2 separate regions of the Homo sapiens genome follow, and region 1 is linked to region 2. Evidence: chromatin loops called from intact Hi-C (ENCODE). Cell type or tissue: psoas muscle. All regions are shown on one strand.

Region 1 (4,000 bases), 180 kb after region 2:
GTAAAGCCTAAAAGCAAATCTTAAAACTGATTCCTAAAATTCATCTGTATGCCAGAACAGAGATTAAATCATTTTTTAAAATACAAAAAAAATCCGGCACTCAAAAACAAAATTTACAATCTTTGGCATCCAATCAAAACTTATCAAACAAGCAAAGTAGCAGGATAATAAAAGCCATAATGAGGAGAAAGATCAGTCAATAGAAACAGACCCAGCAATGAAAAGATGACAGAATTAGTACATAAGAATATTAAAACAGGTATTATAAAATTAAAGAAACAGGCTATCAGCAAACAACGGACAATGTTAGCTGGAATAACATATGTCTAATTGGACTCCAACCACAATAATGCAGAACTAAATTACTGAATGAATCACTAATTATGCTCACTAGAGTTTCACTACAAAGTACAATGAATATGCAAACATTTACCATAAGTCAAATACCATAATAATAATTTCTAGAATAAATGAAGAATGAAATACTTATTGTCCCTGCTCTAAAGGATTGCACATTTTGTTCAGAGTCAGAAGACAAGTAGAAGACTTGCTGATTTGTCTGGTACATGACAGATGATTTAAAGCACCATAAAGAAAAAAAAAAAGAAAATATAAGAGCCAGTCTCAGATAAATGCTTTGTAGAAGAGGGAACACTTCAGCTGGGTTTTTGAGAATGAGTCAAAGAAATCTGAGCAATAATTACATGGCAAGAAAATATGTTCTATATGTAAGAAAAAATTAAGAATCAAGGCAAGGATGCAAGAGAATAAAGAGTGTGTTCTCAGAGTAGTAAGTGCTGTAGTGCTTCTCATCAGCCGGAGAAGGAAGCATAACATTCTTGAATGTCAAGAAGAAAGCTAGGGTAGGTATAGTCCTCTTACCTCCCTATTAATTTCCCACATTCCTTACCAATTCGCAACCTGGTATGTTATCTTAGAAAATCCAAGGAAAAAAATTTAAAAATGCAGTAAAAATGTTGTGCTGGTGGGTGTATTGGTTTGCTAGGACTGCTGGTAAGAAGTATCCACAAACTGGGTGACTTAAACAATGGAAATTTATTGCCTCACAGTTATGGAGTCTAGAAGTCCAACATCTAAGTTTTTACAGGGTTAGTTCCTTCTGGAGGCTCTGAGGGAGAATCTGTTCCCTGCTTCTCTCCTAGCTCCTTGTGGTTTGCTGGCAATCTTTGGCATTTCTTGGCTTGTAGATGCCTCACCCTAATCTTTGCCTTCATCTTCATATGGCATTCTCCCTGTGAGTGTGTCTCTGTTCAAATTTCTCCCTTTTATAGGGACAGCAGTCATATTGGATTACAGACCCACTCAGCTCCAGTAGAACTCATCCTGACTTGACTAATTATATCTACAATAACCTTATTTTCAAACACATTCTGAGGTACCGGGGTTTAGGATTTCAACACAAATTTTGGAGGGAACACAATTCAAACCACAGCACTGGAGAAATGCTGAGGTCTTTTAATAGGGGAGAGTCTTGATCAGGGTGGCCCTTCAGGAGAATAATGGCAACAGTGCATGAATTGGGCTCTGAAAGTCTCTAGTCACATCTTCCCTGCTTTGTTCAATATCCAAACACACACATACTTCGTTACCAAGCGATTTCCTGCATCCACCATGCCTTCCTTCCTTTCCGCCTTTCCTATGCTGTTCCCAATCCTGGGATTTCCTACCCCACTTACAGCTAATTCCTCCTCTTCCTTCAATGCTTATCTTTGAAAGTGTCCTAATCACATTCATAATACATAGGATTATGGCTCCAATTTTTTAGAAGCCTTTCCTAAACATCTCTCCATCTGAAAGGTGGAGTTCACACTCCCTCTGTCATGTAAAAAACTTAACCTGCATGTATTAGAGTATGTATTATATTTTCCTATAATTTGTGTACATATTTTTATTTCATGAAACCATTATACACCTCAGGTTAGATACGGTATCTCATTCATCTCATCTCTTCCAACTAGCTTGGTGAGTCATACCTATTAAATAAAGAGAGTGGAGATACCGAGGCAGCTAATTTTCTGTATATACTAAGACTTACTCTTTGAAAAACTGGTGTGGATTATAAAACATAACCTCTACATAGTGCTTAACATATGCCTAGCACTGTTCTAAGCGCTTAATATGTATTTCTCATTTAATCTTCACAAACACTCTGTGAGCTGGGTACTACTGTTACTCCATTATGTAGACCATGAATCTGAGGCACACAGAGGTTATGTAACTTGCTTGGGATTACATAGCCTGAGTGAGTGGCAGATGTTACAATCTGGCCCTCACCCATGCTGCCAAATTGCCTTTCAAAGACATTTGCTCTCTCAGTCAGGGACCTTTACTTTGGAACTATTTTCAGCTCTGCCACTAATGAGCTGTGTGATTTTGAGCACATTATTTAGCTTTTCTGTATTTCTATCTCTTCAGTTCTGAAATGGGCATAGTAATAGCACCATCTTCACAGAATTAATCCATGTAAAGCAGATAGAACATTGTCCAGCACTAAGGCCACCACCACACACACACACACACACACACACACACACACACACTCAGAATAACTGAGAATTTATTGAACACTGTGTAGCTAATTGAAGCCATACTGCCTCCTGCTGATGATTAATAGTGTCTGGCTTCTGAAGAAGGATGGTATTGGCAGGGTTTTTTTTTTTTTTTTTTTTTTTGCCTTTTTATGAAGGATGGGACAGAGCTGTCACTTTATATGAAAACAAGAAAGAGGAGGTCAGAGGTGTTTTTGATAGCAACACAAAGGACCTTTATATGGCTTTAAAAAGGATTGCAGTGTTAGAAGTCGAAGACCTTGGGCTTCCATTGGTTTACAGCAGTCATCTTGACCTCTCTTCTCTCCTTATAAAGGGGGCAATGGAAAGGCAGCAGGGAAGAAGGAAGAAAAATTTAGAAAATATTTTAGAAAATAGGACCTTGAAAGGAAATTAAAAATCTGAATTCTGCACAATAAGAAAATCCTGTTCACTGAGCCTGTTGAACAGTTATCAACAATTCTTGAGAAAATTCTAGCAGTTTCTATGTGGAGCCAGTTGCTTTCTAATTGCTACAGCAGGCTACCACTGGGAAGAACAAAGGAAATATTTAGCACATCATAAATTCTTCTGCTGCCCCGTAGAGTGGCTGGAGTTCAGATTACACATTTATAACTAGCATTTGAGAGCAATTTCTCCTTCACTTTGAGAAAGTTTTTGGGAGGCACTGTTCCTCCTACGATTCTGGAGGAATACAGACCCAGTGTTTAAATTTAACAATCCAGTTCATTTGTGTTGGGATATGGTGAAGCTTGGAAAGATGTAACAGTGAAATACATTTTCCCTTCCCGAATTTGCTTTTTAATGGAAGTCGATTTCTCAGTGACTGGGAAAGTGTACCTCAGATACTGGTGAGTTGTTTTGACAGCTCTCCGACCTGGGTGGTGGTCTTCTCTGAGGACCAAGACTGAGACAGAAGAATAGGCAGGACCTAAAAATAGACTCAGTTCACACAGTGAAGACAGCAAGTGGGAGAGAGGCAGTAAACATGTTTCATGTGGAGTGAAGAAGCTGTACTACAGAGCTAAGGAAGAAACCACCACAATCCAGTAATGACAACAAGAAGCCACTTGAAGCTAAGGAGTCAGAGGTCAACTGAGATGGACCTTGCAATTGCATGTATTTTACAGCTGAGGTACATGAGGGTCTGCAGTGTCTGACTTGTCTTTGCCTTTGGAGAAGATAGTTCAATTCTCTACAGATTTTGATGGGCAAGTTTTCTTAGCAAATAGAAAGACCTTGTCAAATAATTGGATGGTTTATTATTTATGAGTTGTCTCCACATTTAGGTCCTTATGACTGGCCATAGCCATAGGAGTATGTTGTAATTCTTCACCCAGATGATTGATAGAATATAGGAAGCCATTCTCCCCCATGACAGTAAGTTGATGTTTCACTCCAATACGTGGTAGAAAAGGCTGAGATTCATG
Region 2 (4,000 bases):
AAAGATATATTTAAATAATTTAAACCAAAGCATACCAAAGCCTTCCACATCAAGGTTTTAAATCAAAGTATGTGCTCAGTACACATCTAAAGGAAGGTAAACCTCACTAAACACTACAGGATTCTTTAAAAAGTTAAAATTAAACTTGATCTTACTATTATGGTTTCAGGAAAAAATAGTTCCATAAATGGAGGGAAACACTCATTCTCTTAAAAATATGACATATCTATCAAGATGACTACATCTCAAATCTAATGAAAAGTTCAAATTCAGCACAAATTTCAAAACAAATTATGCAGAAAAAAGCCTTTCATTTAAATAGTTGGTATTAGTTTTTTAAAATCCTGCAGTAGCATGTACTATTAGGGGAAAACAAAGTTGACTGTTAAAAGTTTTGTAGTGAAATGTAATCTATTATCACTTATCACGTTACCTGCATTTCTCCCAACATTAACATAATGTAATTTGAATAGCTGAATTTTATAAAGTAAACAAAGACGAAGTGTGTTTCACACTTTAGCCATAAACAGATCAGGGATTTTCTCTAATTGATTGGCTTGCTCAGTTCCTATGTACAAGTTTCTTCTATCATCCTTGTACTAAAAAACTGTGAAAAATCTAAACAACCTATTTTAACAAGAAAAATATTTTTCTCTGAGATAGAACTGCCTACACTTAAATGTGTGACTGCCCATGGAACATAATAATAATGATAACGCTTCAACCAAAAGCTAAATGCAACTTACCTCATTCAAAACCCCAAAACCTGAAATTTATTCCAGCTGTATTTGGAAGTCAGTTCTGTAGTGCGTGTGTGTGAAGTTCAGCAGCCAATAAATTCCAGTCTCCATTGTCAGTAGAATGAAACTGTGTCGAGGTTTACAGAATGCTCTGAGAGGTTTATAGTCTCTAACCAACACCCAGGTAGCCTTAAAAGCACCTTGCTCTGGCGTGAACCTTCGGGCTCCAGGAGCAGTGCAGTTATGTAGGTTAAATAGGAGGAGACCTGGATAGTAAACACTCCTGGTTCCGACCAATGGCTTTCCACGCCCTTCTGTTTATAGTAAGATGACTTGATGTCAGAGGTCACCCTCATCAGCAGCTCCTGTCTTTCAGTGAAATCTAACGTAGGGCATTATCTGGAGGTGCTTTTAATGAAGCCACATCTCCTGACTCCTAGACTCTAGCAACCTGCTGTCATGGTGATACATTCATAACCCATTGTTGTAAACCACTCAGAATTAAATCCCTGCATTAAATTTTCAAAAAGCAAATTTTACTTTAAATTTCTTTAAAGCAAAACATTTCTGTAGGAGAAACACTTTATGGCAAGTTAATATCAATAAGGATGGTATTCATTTAAAGTTCCCTACCAACATTTTACATTTTTGTTTGTTCTCGTTTTTTTGGATAAGACAAGGTATGTAAGATTTCACTTTCATTATTACTTCACTCTAAAAAGTACAGGGCTCTCTTCTAGTTTTAGGTACACATGTATGTCAACAAAATGGAAAGATAATTACAGACATTTTTATTTAATTTATTTTGTATATATTTTCATCTGAGGTAGACTGAAGGGATGAACACAATTATAAATGCTCACACAGATGTTAACATTTTATGTAATATATTTTATAAAATAAAGTCTTTTATGTTTACGAAAGAGAGGGATATATTAATTTCTAATGAAATGAAAATGAAACAAGAATAGATAAATTCAAGAGATAAGGATAATGTGAGTAATCTTAATGATTAGATAATAAAATCAGATAATAATGCTATTATCTGATATTAACATTCCCTTTTATTCTAATAGCTTATGAAAAATAATTATTTTCTTTAAAGAAAACAGTATCTTCCAACTCATCTCTCATCCCTTCAAAAATGTCTTAACAGATCTTAAAAGAAAGATTAAACTCATTTCATAAGTTCTTCAGACAGTATTTCAGTGTAGCATTTCCTGTCTCTAATTTGTTTATCTAACACTGAGTTTATTTCTTTTTTTCTCATAATCTTTACAGTTTGGCTCTAAATGATACAGTGACGTACAGGAAAAGAGTAAATACTGCATCTGAGTAATTTGTAGCACAAGTATTTACTGAAGTCATTTTCATTTTCAAGGGAGGATTGAATGAAGAATCATTTACCTATTTCAGGTTTGGACAGCACACAGACGCCCCAATGGCTTTAGGAACTGAAGACGGCGCTGTCTCCCTACTAGTGTCAGCTGCTTCTGCTGCGAAACTGGGTGAGTGTGTGCATTCCACCTGCAGCACATGGTCAGCCCAGGTTTTGATGCCACTATGATATTTATATGACAGAGAGCTGCCTGACTTCATCAAAGTTCACAAAGCATGTGGATTATTTTAGAGCGCCAGAGATCCCATTTTGACAGACGCAATTCTTTGTTCCTAGTATGGTTAGGATCACTAAAAATAATGTCTTTGCAGCCAAATACTTTCAAGCAGTTGGAGCCTGTTGAGTATTGTGGTATAAATTATATTTTTAAAGTTCAACTGAATATGCTTTTTTAAATGGCTACTTTCTTAAGGGACTGTAAGTCATTCAATATTTTCAAAATGCTTATGAGCTCAAGAAACACTCACTGAAGCAAAATATATGTCTGTTCCTGTTACAATAGAGGCCCAGTGAACCTTGCCTAAAACTCTGGGAGAATAAGTTCTTCATGCATTAAAGAAGCCTGGGTGGATTGTAATTTTCTTCCCTAATCTTAAAGCGGGGCGAGGTAGGAACAACAAACAAAGTGTGGTGAAGACTTTATAAATATAAACGTGAAAACAAATGTCATTTGCAGTTTCAATTTTTAAAGAGTACAAATAACTATAATTTTTCTGATGAGAAATATAATCTTTATCTCAGCTTACACCAGGACACCAAAGTGTTCCTAGAAACAGAGAAATGGTATCCCTTTACTTTGTACCATTATAACCAAGTGGGAAAATTGCATAGATGATTTTTAATAACATTTTATAAACAGAGATGTCTAGGATGCCCTTCTGGTTCCAGCATACTGCCACCAATTAATTATGTGACCTGGGAACAAACATAGAGGTTTCCATCTCAGAGTGCCAGTATTTATTTTTGAATATGAACCACACATTCTGAAAGACTCCATCTTCCATATATATTTTATTTAACAATAACGGTTTTCATTACCCCATGTTTAAAACCAAGCACATAGCAATCATTCAATGCTGCTAATTATTATGACATCCTGTAGGTACGAATTATTAATAGTTAATAAGATAGCCAAAATCAAAGGAACTGGATATTCTTAAAAACCAGTACAGCCTTACTATGGGTAAATTCTTAATTTCCCTTGTTTTAAAATGTTGAAAATGGCACCCTGACCTCCAAAACCTCTATACAGTGCTTTTGAGTCCATCAATCTATGAGAGTCAGCCACACATTCTGATAAAAGTGAAGCTATTATGAACTATTGACAGCTGATATATTAAATAGCAGTGACTTTCCCATTGTCAGTACTACACTGGTATTTGTTGGATGCATGAATATCCTTCAAAGTAATATGCGAATCAAGATTTAGTCAGTAATGACACCTGTTAAGTTTGGTAGAAGTCTTGCCACATATATACGTATTTTTAAAATCAAGAAAATAAATTAATTACTGCAGTTTCATGGGGTGCATCCTTTACATTTACTTTGTCTACTCCCTCTCCATAACTCTTAGCACAAGGAAGCTGCTTACATACTTCCTTTCTTCGTGTCTTCTACTCTTCTCAGCATGAGTACACATAAGTAGGCAGCAAGAATCACAAAAAGTCTGAGATTTTACCCTGCTTGTAAGCTAACACAGTAGCCTCAGTTGCACGGATATAGGAAGAAGACCCAAGGATCCAGGTTATGGGGGCACTTGGTGAGCAGTTTAGTAAGACTACTTGTCTAGTAATCTATCAAGCACCCTTCATCTCCAAAGCTGTGAAATACCTCCAGGTTCTTTTACAGCATTTCTTGCCAC

What was found. A loop is a pair of places that touch in the nucleus more often than their neighbours do. Peaks named below come from ENCODE experiments on the same cell type or tissue, not always from the same donor. Only the 100,000 strongest peaks of a DNase experiment are listed, where the experiment ranks them.
Region 1: it touches region 2 in a loop (3-fold over the local background); 5 of 110 quality-filtered maps call a loop at or near these places.

The regions. Positions count from the first base shown.
Region 1 is chr6:133,190,641-133,194,640 of GRCh38, reverse strand. No RefSeq gene overlaps it. Among named protein-coding and RNA genes, the nearest start is that of EYA4, 49 kb to the left of the region's middle. In psoas muscle, no CTCF peak of the experiment used is centred here; no DNase peak of the experiment used is centred here.
Region 2 is chr6:133,367,030-133,371,029 of GRCh38, reverse strand. All of the region lies in intron 2 of EYA4 (EYA transcriptional coactivator and phosphatase 4), which reads right to left. Among named protein-coding and RNA genes, the nearest start is that of EYA4-AS2, 88 kb to the left of the region's middle. In psoas muscle, a CTCF peak has its summit at 2,203; a DNase peak (open chromatin) is centred at 2,229; H3K27ac peaks cover 3,573 bases.